Regions from separate parts of the Homo sapiens genome. Here all the other regions are linked to region 1. A link is a contact called in ENCODE Hi-C data. All regions are on one chromosome and are shown on one strand. Each heading gives the region's core, a stretch centred on a gene start or an enhancer-like site at or near the end of the contact. The rest is flanking DNA. Distances are from core to core; before and after follow the strand shown. Region 1 holds the start of EIF1B-AS1 (EIF1B antisense RNA 1). Region 2 holds the start of ACVR2B (activin A receptor type 2B). Region 3 holds the start of GORASP1 (golgi reassembly stacking protein 1).

Region 1 (3,416 bases), core at 529-3,028:
AAATTTCTGGAAAAGTGCATAAATATACAACAAAATTTAGTCAACTACTATGAGGTTTTATTTCACCGTATGAACAGAATTAGCCATTTCAGTAAGCTAGATCATATTTAGAGAAACAGATTTTGTCTCCTATAATCCACAATCCTTCCAAATTAATTTGTAAACCAGGAAATGATTTTATGTGTAACATCAAGAACTAAATATTTCACATTTAAATTTATTTAAAAGCAACGCGAATCTTCTTTTAAAATGAGAGACCACACTGGGAGAATAACTAAATATTTACATGTTAATTACAAAAATGAGAACAACTTTCTTGGTCTAGTTATTTTCATCCACGCCGATATAAAGGTGTGAATCATAATCCAGTTCAGAGGTGTGCATCAGTAACTCTAATCCTTTCTTCCTAATCCCTTTACCTTTTTGAAAGCTTTCACAAGTTTCTTTTTGTCATAATCATCTGCAATGCCCTGAACAGTAGTCAGTGTCTTTCTGCCGTTCCGTTGCTGGATTCTTATATGAATGTAATCCTCAGTCCCTGCCGGGAGTAAGTCGTCACCCTTAGTTGCATCAGCAAAGGGGTCTGCGAATGGATAAAAAAAAAAAAAAAATCCAAAGTAGAAAAATATTTTTTAAGAAGTACTTTCCAGAAATACATTATACTACCAATCCAGACAGTCATCAATGAAGGTTCTAGTGCCTTTGCTGTTTTTGCCGGTAGGAATGGAGATGGGGGTGGAGTATTAATAAAACCCCCAAGATACTCTCACAAAAAGAGAAACATTTGAACAGCTATGTCCATTGTAGAAAAACGCTGTTATAGATAAATAATGTTATCGTTCAATATGGTCCTCTAATGAGAAAAAGATTTAGAAAACCTTAATATTGTAGCCGCTATAAAAATGTGCGTCATCTCGATTACATTCTGATGAAAACATAAACATTCGAATACGCCCACCTTAATCATTTAACCGTAACTGTGCCTTGCCAAAAAAAAAGTAGATTACATATATATCAAGAGGCGTAATTTAACAAATTGCTACGCAAGCAGAGAAGACTGAACCACTGGCCAGTGACAGATCAGAGGCTTGCATCCGCATCTTTCCCTAAGTGCCCCCAGGAGCTGCCAGAGAACGGGCGCCGATCCCTGGTTTCCCTGGCCCGGCATACCCTTTGCAAGTAGCAGGGCCGATCTAGGAGTCCACGAAATAGGATCGCCAAGGTTTCAAGGGGCAGAAGCGGAGGCGAGAGCCGGGTCAAGGACGGGGCAGGGGGTGGCGCAGGGCCCGCGGCCGGGGCTCCGAGAGGAGGGCTCGGAGTCCGGCGCTGTCCTCGGGGAAGGGGTCGCCAGGGGCCCCGTCGCCATTTTCTGGGCGCCGAGACAAAGCCCCACTAGGGGTGCGGGAAGGGCAGAAAGGGGGCCCCTAGGGGCGGTGGCCAGGCGGGCAAAAGGCCGAGATGCGCGCCGGGCAAGGGAGGGAGGCGGCGGCGACGGGATCTTACCGAAAGATTGGAGGTTCTGGATAGTGGACATGCGATACTAGTGTGAGGCCGGTGAGGGGATAAAATTCCTGCGGGGCCCGCCCGGATCACCTTGTCAGGAGGCTGTAGTGGCGAGAAAACGGAAATAAATAAGAAAACGCTTCGCCCTGGGGTTGGGATTAGGCTGGAGTGGCGGCGGCGGAAGCCGGGAGGAGGCAGGAAGAGGCGAAGGAGGAGGCGGAGGAAGAGGCGAGGGCGCGAGAGAAGAGGCGGCGCTGCGGCTTCTCGCACAAAATGGCCGATGGAGACTATTTAGCCGCGCCCGCGGCCCCTCCCACGTGACCGTCCCGCGCCGAGCATCCTGGGACTTGTAGTTTTCTGGAGGCAGCAGAGCCCGGAAAGCCTGAGGCCGGGGGCGGCCGAGACCGCAATTCCCGTCACGGAGTGCGTCCTCTAGCGCGGGGCGGAAGACCCGCGAAGTGTTCAAGCGGCCGCAGAGCGGCCCAGAGTTCGCAGGTCTGGGGCTCTCTTCCCAGAGAGCTCGTAGGGGAGGACAGTCAAGGGACTCAAGCGTCTCTCTTGACTCCCCTTCTCTCGCTGTGCAGTGGCGGCGCCGAGGGGTCGACGCTCAGGGCTAATCTCTATGAGTCACCCTCGAGGCCCCGGGTAATGTAAGTAAAATCGGGGTGCAGGAACAAAACAAGTCCCCTTGCTCCGGCTTTCAACTCATTGGCCCCCGCTCAGCAACTACCTGCATTGAAATTCCAACCCCAGTTGCAGGAGCGGTGTTAGTCTCAACCAATACTGGAGATGGGAGCCTCTCTTTCCAGGATTGGACGGACCTCCGATTCCCTAGCACGGTGGATCTCAGACTAAAGCGTGTGTCTCTGGAGGGCTTGAGAAAACACTGATAGACCCCAGAGTTTCTGTTTCAGGAAGTCTAGGGTGTGACCTGAAAATCTGCAATTCTCATAAGCTCCTTGGTGATGCTGATCCTGCCTGCTGGTCTGGGATCAGGCTTGAGAATCACTGCCCAGCTTAATCCTGGGCCTGGCATCGAGTGGGGGCCAGGTGTGTATGAACAGAAGATACCAGAAAATCAGCTTGTCAGCTCATTTTGTGTGCCTCAGAAGGCCCAACAGAGAATTCAGGAAAGATGCCAGGTATAAGCTGAAGGTGAGCTCAGCAAATAGGTTAATTGATGGAGTCATGTACCAGACCGTAATATCTTCCTATCAGGTCACGCACAGAAAAATAAACCCGAGACTTTGGGAATTGGCTCACTCAGGCAGGTGTGTTCAATTGTCAAACTTGGTTGGCTTTCTGGAAGCAAAGAGATAGACTAAAATTTAGGGATTCTTAACTTTTTTGTGTGTGCCATGGCAATCCTGTGAAGCTGCTGAATCCCTTCTCAGAATAATGAGAAGTTAAGTTTTAAGTTCACAAAGTACATAGGATTACAAAGGAAACCAATTATATTGAAATTTAAAAAATACATTAATAACGTGTATTTCTTTATTAATACACTAATAAGATCTAGCAAGATTAGGTCTAATACTATAATTTCAAAAAGCTGATAAATGTAAGAGATATTTTGTGATGTCCGTAACATCAGAAATTTAATATGAAAGTATGTGTAACTTCTGTTGGTGCGAAGTGACAGGTCCTTCTATCACTATGATGTTGCCTTTATTCATAATGGAAAGAAATGGTAAATTTTGCTTAGAGGTTAATGAAAATGCAGATATAATCTTTCCCCATCCAATTTTAGGGATCTCCACCCCTGCAGTTTTATCCATGAGCCAAGGATCTGCAGACCGCAGGTTAAGAATACCTGGATTTGACAATCTTTTGTAATTAACAATGATGATAAGTGCCATTTATTTAGTACTTACTGTTTGCCTGTTACAAAGCTTATATATAACATTATTAAT
Region 2 (3,416 bases), core at 256-2,755, 1.9 Mb after region 1:
GGCTGGGAACAAAGACGCGCAGGACCCGGCGGCCGGGTACCAGCCGCCCCGACCTTCTCGCCAGAGCTTCAATGCCCAGCTCCCCACGTTTCCCAGGACTGGCCAGGGGACGTCCCGGCGCGCCCGCCGGGGTTAGGCGCACCCCGGCACCACTGAGAGAGGGAAATCGGTGCTTGGACCGTAGGAGAAACAAGCTTTCCAGGCGGAACTCCGCTTGTTTACGCCCGCGCCCACATACCCCCAAACACACATGCGCTGGCCGAACACCTCCAGCCACACGCCCGCAGCCGCGGGCGAGCTGAGCGCTGGTCACCCACCCCGCCACGTGCCTCCTGGAGGCCCGAAGGAAGAGGGACCTGTTGGGTTTTCCATCTTACCCACCCCCTCCCCTCCCAAGTGCCCAAACAAAGCGGTCCCGCGAAGCGACCACACTCCGCATCCCGGGGCCAACGGCAGGGAAAGAGGGAGCAGGTGGGAGCCAGCACCAACAGCCCGCCGGGCCGGTAACGCGACGCAGACTGGTGGCAAGAGATGCAGGGGACTTTGGGCTGCGTGAAGCCGCCCCCTTCGCTTCGCTACACTTAGTGACTCTGAGGGACATGCAACCCTCCCCGCATGCTGCTGCTGCTGCTGCACCTACAATCCTGCCACCCCCAATGAGATCTGCCCACCCCTCTTGGCCGCCTTCCCCACGCTCAGGTTTTCCTCACTCTTTCCCTGGGTTCCACGCGCCCGCGTAGCCCGAACTCCGACCCTGAGGCTCCGCGTCCCGGCCCCCATCGCAGGGGCGCCTCTAGGAACCAGAATCCCGCAGATGACTGCACAGACAAGATCGTGCCCCCAAGTTCGGCGAGCCGGGCGCCCACCGCGCCCCCAGCCCACGCCCCCGGAGGTGAGGGCTGAATACAGGTGGTGCGGCGACGAGGCCCCGGGCCCGCCCTTTGTTGGTAAACACCGCGCGGCGCCAGAGGCCAGCCCCGCGCGCCCTCTCGGCGTCCCCGCGCCGCGCCCAGTTCTTACCGGCGCACAGCGATCCCCAGAGGAGGGCGAGGGCCACCCAGGGCGCCGTCATGTTCCGCGGCGCCGCCCCGCGCACACCCGGAGCCCGCGGGCAGGGCCGCACGGCGCTCCCGGGGCGCGCAGGGCCAGGCGGCGGCTGCGCTCTCCTTCCCGCTCCTTCCTTCGGTCTCGTTCCCTGCGCGCTTCCTGCGCCTTCGTCCCCGAGCAGCGTTCGGGCTCCAAGGGCCGGTCGGCGGGGCCGGGCTCAGGGCCGCTGCGGGCGGCGCAGGCTGCGGCCCGGGCTCCGGGGCGACGCGGGGGCCGGGGGGCGGCGGCGGGGCACGGGCCGGGGCGCGCCCGACTCAGGCATAGCGCGGCGGGGCTGGGCCCGGGCCCCGGGCGCAGGGGCCGAGTCCGGAGGGGCCATGAACGGGGGGAGGGGTGGGGGGGAGGGGAGCTGAACCGAGTCCAAAATGGCTCCTGAGCGGCGGCCACGGAGCCGAGCCAGCGGGGAAACCCGGATGTTGGATACAAAGAGGCGGGCGGGCTGGGCGGGGAGGGGGAGGGGAGGCGGGCCCTCCGGCCGCGTGGTCCGCGCCCCCCTGAGGGGCGGGGCCCCAGAGAAACAACAACACGGAGGCCCCGCCCCCATCCCGCGCCCTGTGGGAGGACGCGCGTGCACCAACTTGCTGGAGGACAGGGCGGGGCGCGCGGACGGAGGTGGCGGGAATGGGCTCCTGACCACTTTGCCCGGGAGCCTGTGGCCACTGCACTCGCAATTAGTGCCCCGCACGCTCGAGCCCAAGCTCCTGACACATGCTGCCCTACAACCCCGGAATGAGTGGATAGTCCCGGGACTCTGGCCCAGACGCCTCTGTGCCTTGGATTCCCCACCTGTGCAATGGGGGTGACAGTGAACCGTGGGAAAGTCGGATCTCTACTGATGGGCGAATTAAGTGGCAGAAAGAGGCTGACTTCCCTGAATTGACAAGCAGTCTCCCGTCTGCAATCCCTTGCCACACACTCAAAGGCACAGCTAGGGCGGGGAGTGGTCATTTAAACCCAACCAAGTGAGGGAGCGGGCAGAGTCCCGCCCCTCTAAGCCCAGCAGGTGGAAAAGGGCCTCTGGCAACCTGCTGGCCCTCCCTAATCCTATCTTGTCTTCTGCAGTTCCTGCGCCACCCACAGCGGCCCTGAGCTTCAATCTGCACTTTCAAAACTTCCCAGTTGCCTCCAGAGCCCTGCAGTTGAAGATCTTGTCTAGCACATGGTTTTGCTGTTTTCCTCACCCCGAACTCCCTCCTTGGAGGGCCATCGTTCTCTGTCTCAGATTCCACCCTCCTTATCACACAACTAGAGCTTCGGAGGAACGTGATGGGGCTCCCAACTAAGGAGGGAAAGACCATCATAGCTCAGGGATGAGGCTCCGAGATCCTCAGATAACATTAATTGTCCTCTGTCTTCTCTTGACTTGGCACATCCTTGCTTGGAGCAGGGCAGGAGCAGCTGAAAGGGAGGTGGCACCTGGAGGTCTCAGTCATTTCACTTCTCTGAGCCTCAGTTTTCCCATATGCAAAGTGAAGAGGTACACTCCCTCAGGGTTTTGCATCTTCTTAATGGCAGAAACCTAGTCAAACAAAATATTATGTAAATGTTCACTATAGGCAGGGCGAGGTGGCTCAAACCTGTAATTCCAGCACTTTTAGAGGCCCAGGAGGCTCTTGAGGTCAGGAGTTCGAGACCAGCCTGACCAACATGGCAAAAACCTGTCTCTACTAAATAATACAAAAATTAGCTGGGCATGGTGACACACACCTGTAATTCCAACTACTCGGTAGGAGGCTGAGGCAGGAGAATCGCTTGAACACAGGAGGGAGGCGGAGGTTGCAGTGAGCTGAGATTGCACCACTGCACTCCATCCTAGGTGACAGAGTGAGACTCTCTCTCAAAAAAAAAACAAGTTTATAAAGGAATGTATATTGTTCTGATTGACATTGAAATAGGGTCAACTACCCCCGGTCACCAGAGCAGCAGGAACACCTCAGGGGCCACACTTTGGAGGCACTGCCCAGAAAGATTTCTGGGTCTTTAAAAGTCCCTTCCAGTCCTGGGAAATTCTATGTGAAAATGATGGTCCCTGCTTGCTATAATCCCTACAGGTGACTTATTATCTAAGCCATTTAACACAGGATTGAATACTATGCGACTGTGTGCCAAGCAAGAAGCAGTGTTGTATGGGACACCCTAGCTGTGTATAAGGTATCTGGTAATAACACAGGAGGCCACAGTGATAGACTGTGATAACGGAAGTAATTCCATATCCAGTTTAAGTGTCTTTTCTAGGGAGTATAAATCGTTATCTCCATTCCAATATGGACTGAAAGGTATCGACTTTTATCCATGTGCCAAAAATTAGA
Region 3 (3,416 bases), core at 257-2,756, 1.2 Mb after region 1:
CTGCACATGGTGGAAGTACTTTTCCTGGCTATAGTAAATGATCCCAGCCTGTATGAAGGAAGACATAACTGCAATAGCCCAGTCCCTTCTCTGTCTCTGTTCTGTCCCAGATGGGATGAGACCTGCTCCCTTCCCTATCCCCTGCTCCTCCTCAGTTCTGCAAAGGGAAGAGAAAGAGGAAACATTCAGGCCTCATCCTGTCCTCTAACAGCCCTGGGAGCAGCTCCATGCAGTTTTCCCAGGAAAGAGTTTGGAGGTGTTTGTTTGGGGGATTACCAACAGATTCTGGTTCAACTATGATGGGGAATTCAACCAAGGCTTTGTCTTAGGAAGGGAATAAGGGGGGAAAAATGAGGACAAATAATAAGAAAAATTATACGAATTGTAGTTACAAGTTATTGTGGGCTTCATATCCACTATCCTGTGCATGGTCCTCTCAGTATCTTTCACAGCTAAGGAAGCTTAAGCCCATGGAAACTACAGCTTGACAAAGGGGCTGAGATTTTAAAGTTAAGTTTCACTTCCTCTAAGGTTTGTGGGTGCTAGGTTGGGAGCAGATGTGGTTGGACTGTAAACATCCTCATGGGCCATATGAAAGAGCCCAGACACCATCCTAAGGGTAACAGAAAGCAGAATGGTTTTAAGGCGAGGGATGTTTTCAGATGTACATTTTTGCAACAACCACTCTGGCTGCTTTTGCATGTGGGGGGTGTGTGCCGTGGTGGCAGCAGGGACTACTGATGCTGAAAAGAGCCACAGCAGAGAAACCAGATGGGAGGGAGGCTGTTGCAGGCTCTCAGGGGGGAGAGATGGTGCTGGTTCTGGGCTAGAAGATAAAAAGATAAAAAGAAAACCCAGGAGACATCAAGGAGCTGGCATTTCTTGTAGACAGGATTAGAAGATGAGTATAGGGAAGAGGTATGAGTTAAGGCTAGGAGATTAAATGGTGAAGCCATCAACTGGGGTGGGAGGCGCAGGCGAGAGTGAGCTGGGTGGAAGAAGGGATGATGACAAGAAGGGATAATGATAGTGATTGGATGAGCTGGTTTGGGGTAGCTCAAGAAACGGGGATGCTAATTTGGGGCTCAGGGTGCGCAGAAGCCACCGGAGAAGACGCCCTTGCCAGGGGGAGTGGGGCAAGAAAAGGCAGGACCGCCTGATATAACTGAGGACAGCGAAGGGTGGCAGGAGAGTAGCAGGGCAGACGGTCTCTGGGTCAGGGGCGGGGAGTCACGAGGGAGCCCTCGGACAGCGCCCGGGCCACGCACCATAAGGGAGGAGTCATTGCTGCTCATCTCGGGCCGCTCGCGGCTCCGAGTCCGGGTCTGGTGGGGCGGTGCAGAGCGGGATTCCCGAGGCAGGGTCGTGGGCACTCTATCGCGGCGGGCGGTTGAAGGCGTTACAGTCCTTGGAAACCGAGCTGCTAGCCGGTTGCTAGGAGCGTCCAGTGTCTGGAGTGGGAGGAACAAAACGCCTCACGTCACAAGGCGCAGGAATCGAGCGCCGAGAGAGCGAGTCGGTGCTACTGGCGTCGGGTCGGTCCGGGTAGGCGCAGCGGGACTGGACCTGGGTGCCGAGCGGAGCCGCTGCCATGGGCCTGGGCGTCAGCGCTGAGCAGCCCGCAGGCGGCGCCGAGGGCTTCCACCTCCACGGGGTGAGTTGCCGCCGCGGCGCCGGTGACCTTGGCGAGGCGCCCGCAACCCCGCGCCCGGGCGTCCGGTCGCCGGCTGGCTGGCGACTGCGGCGGGGTCCCGGCCCGAGTGTTTCCGCCTGGGTGGCGGGAGGTGCCCCCTGCCCGGTGGGAGCCTCCTGGGAGAGGCGGCCTCGCGGGACTCCCGGACCCTGGCTAGTCCGCGGCCGCGGTCGGGCCCAGCGCCCGCCCCAAGTGCCAGCAGTGCCGGAAGCGGAGCGTTTTCCTGGTCCGGCCGCCGGGAATGGCGCTCCTCCCGGGTGAAGAATGCACCACTACCAGTCGGGACGCACTCGTGCACTTAGCACACATTTACGCTCGCCTGCCGCGGGCCGCTCTCCGTGCTGGGCCTGGGAAGAGAGTCAGCCACGCCGAGGACAGTCCCGGGGGCCGGGGTTAACCGAGTGGACGCAGCTGCGGGGGAGCCCGTCGGCGCGCGTCCTGCCAGTCGTAGGGTCGTAAGGGCTTCCGAGGGTAGAGGACCGGTGCAAACCAGCCACGGGATAGTGGGGAGCGGGAGGGCCGGGAGAGTGCTGCAGAATCCTCGAGGAGAGCGTTTGCAGCTGGGGAGGGTCCCAGCCTTTAGATGCCGCTACATGGAGGTCTGGGCGAGCAGGCTTCCGGAGAGTGGAGACGGAGTGGGGTTCCTAGAACGGAGTGTGCTGTGAGGGTGAGGAGAGGGTCCCGCAGCCGGATGGAGATTTGTGCCTGCGGTGAGGGAAGGGCTATAATGTAGGTGAGAGGGGCTGGGGGTCTCTGACCCCGGAGCGCTGCGGGGAAGAGGCGTCCCTGCACCCCCCCTTTCCCTAGTGAAAGGCAGCTGGATGCAGAGATGAGTGGAGACAGGCAAGCTTGTCGGTTTGTGTGTTTTGAAGGTAGGGTCTGTTGCCAGCTAACCACATGAGAGGGCTAAAAGTTTCTTAACGTGAAAACCAGGCTGGCTTGGAGAACCCAGAGTTGACAGGATTTGTGCTTGGGAATGGGCTTTCTTATGGTGAGACACCAAACAGCAAGCGTGGACAGTGGAATGCATCCAGCCAGGAGCGTCTTCCAACAGGTTTGATTAAAGGCAAAGGAACTCAGGATATTGGCAAGAGGAGGGGTGGGGCGATGATGGGAGCTTCGAAGACGGGAGGGGCCTGCCTGATGGAGAGGGACAAATTGGAGAGGGACCAGGGATCAGAGGTTGTCAGTCACAAAAACAAAGTTTTGAGCTCCTACTCTGGCAGGCAGAATTCTAAGGCTCTAGAGATAAAGCAGTGAACAGAACAAACATGGTCCCTGTTCTGGAGCTGACATTTGGATGATGGTAGGGAAAGAAGGGAAATGAAAAAATACATGGTAGGTGGTAATTACCAGTGATAAAAATAAAGCAGGTTAAGGGGATACAGAATGGTGAGTGGGTGCTATTTTTGATAGAGTGGTCAGGAAGGGCCTCTTCTCAAGTCACATTCGAACAGATGCTTCTGAAGGAAGTAAAGAGTGGACAATACAGATATTTAGGGGAATAGTAGTATTCCAGGCAGAAGGACCAGCTTGTGCAGAGGCCCCGAGGTAGGTTGTGCTTGTGTGTTTGAGGAAATGCCAGGTGAGGCTGGTGTGCTTGGATGGTGTGGCCAGTGTGAGGAGGAGACCAGAGCAGACCGTGTAGGACCTTGCCTGTTGTCCTGAAGATTTAAGATTTTATTCTGAGATGTAAAACCATCAGGAGGTTTTAAATGGAGGA

The links. A loop is a pair of places that touch in the nucleus more often than their neighbours do. Pooled maps may share reads with other maps.
Region 2: a loop to region 1 is called in a map of ascending aorta, with 9 times the contacts of the local background. The contact joins the promoter of ACVR2B here to the promoter of EIF1B-AS1 in region 1. A Hi-C loop is called at or near these places in 1 of 168 maps with a recorded cell type or tissue (ascending aorta), 1 of 37 single-sample maps with no recorded cell type and 11 of 50 pooled maps.
Region 3: a loop to region 1 is called in a pooled map, with 12 times the contacts of the local background. The contact joins the promoter of GORASP1 here to the promoter of EIF1B-AS1 in region 1. A Hi-C loop is called at or near these places in 7 of 50 pooled maps.

Annotation. Positions count from the first base shown.
Region 1 is chr3:40,308,060-40,311,475 of GRCh38, reverse strand. EIF1B-AS1 (EIF1B antisense RNA 1) reads left to right here and starts at 1,778. Exons shown (of 3, transcript NR_033965.1): 1 at 1,778-2,153. It overlaps EIF1B (eukaryotic translation initiation factor 1B), which reads right to left and starts at 1,769. Exons shown (of 4, transcript NM_005875.3): 1 at 1,504-1,769; 2 at 420-583; 3 at 1-6. The coding sequence starts at 1,534. It overlaps LOC124906228 (a long non-coding RNA gene), which reads left to right and starts at 2,665. Exons shown (of 2, transcript XR_007095876.1): 1 at 2,665-3,416. RefSeq lists a silencer at 1,359-1,408 and an enhancer at 1,679-2,038.
Region 2 is chr3:38,451,979-38,455,394 of GRCh38, reverse strand. ACVR2B (activin A receptor type 2B) reads right to left here and starts at 1,505. Exons shown (of 11, transcript NM_001106.4): 1 at 1,021-1,505. The coding sequence starts at 1,072. ACVR2B-AS1 (ACVR2B antisense RNA 1) reads left to right here and starts at 575. Exons shown (of 2, transcript NR_028389.1): 1 at 575-892; 2 at 2,170-3,416. It also overlaps a transcript of XYLB not described here. RefSeq lists silencers at 1-15, 826-1,105, 1,526-1,645, 1,656-1,705 and enhancers at 1-235, 236-819, 1,424-1,923.
Region 3 is chr3:39,105,717-39,109,132 of GRCh38, reverse strand. GORASP1 (golgi reassembly stacking protein 1) reads left to right here and starts at 1,506. Exons shown (of 9, transcript NM_031899.4): 1 at 1,506-1,654. The coding sequence starts at 1,592. TTC21A (tetratricopeptide repeat domain 21A) reads right to left here and starts at 1,453. Exons shown (of 29, transcript NM_001366900.1): 1 at 1,269-1,453; 2 at 1-48. The coding sequence starts at 1,295. RefSeq lists a silencer at 1,557-1,876.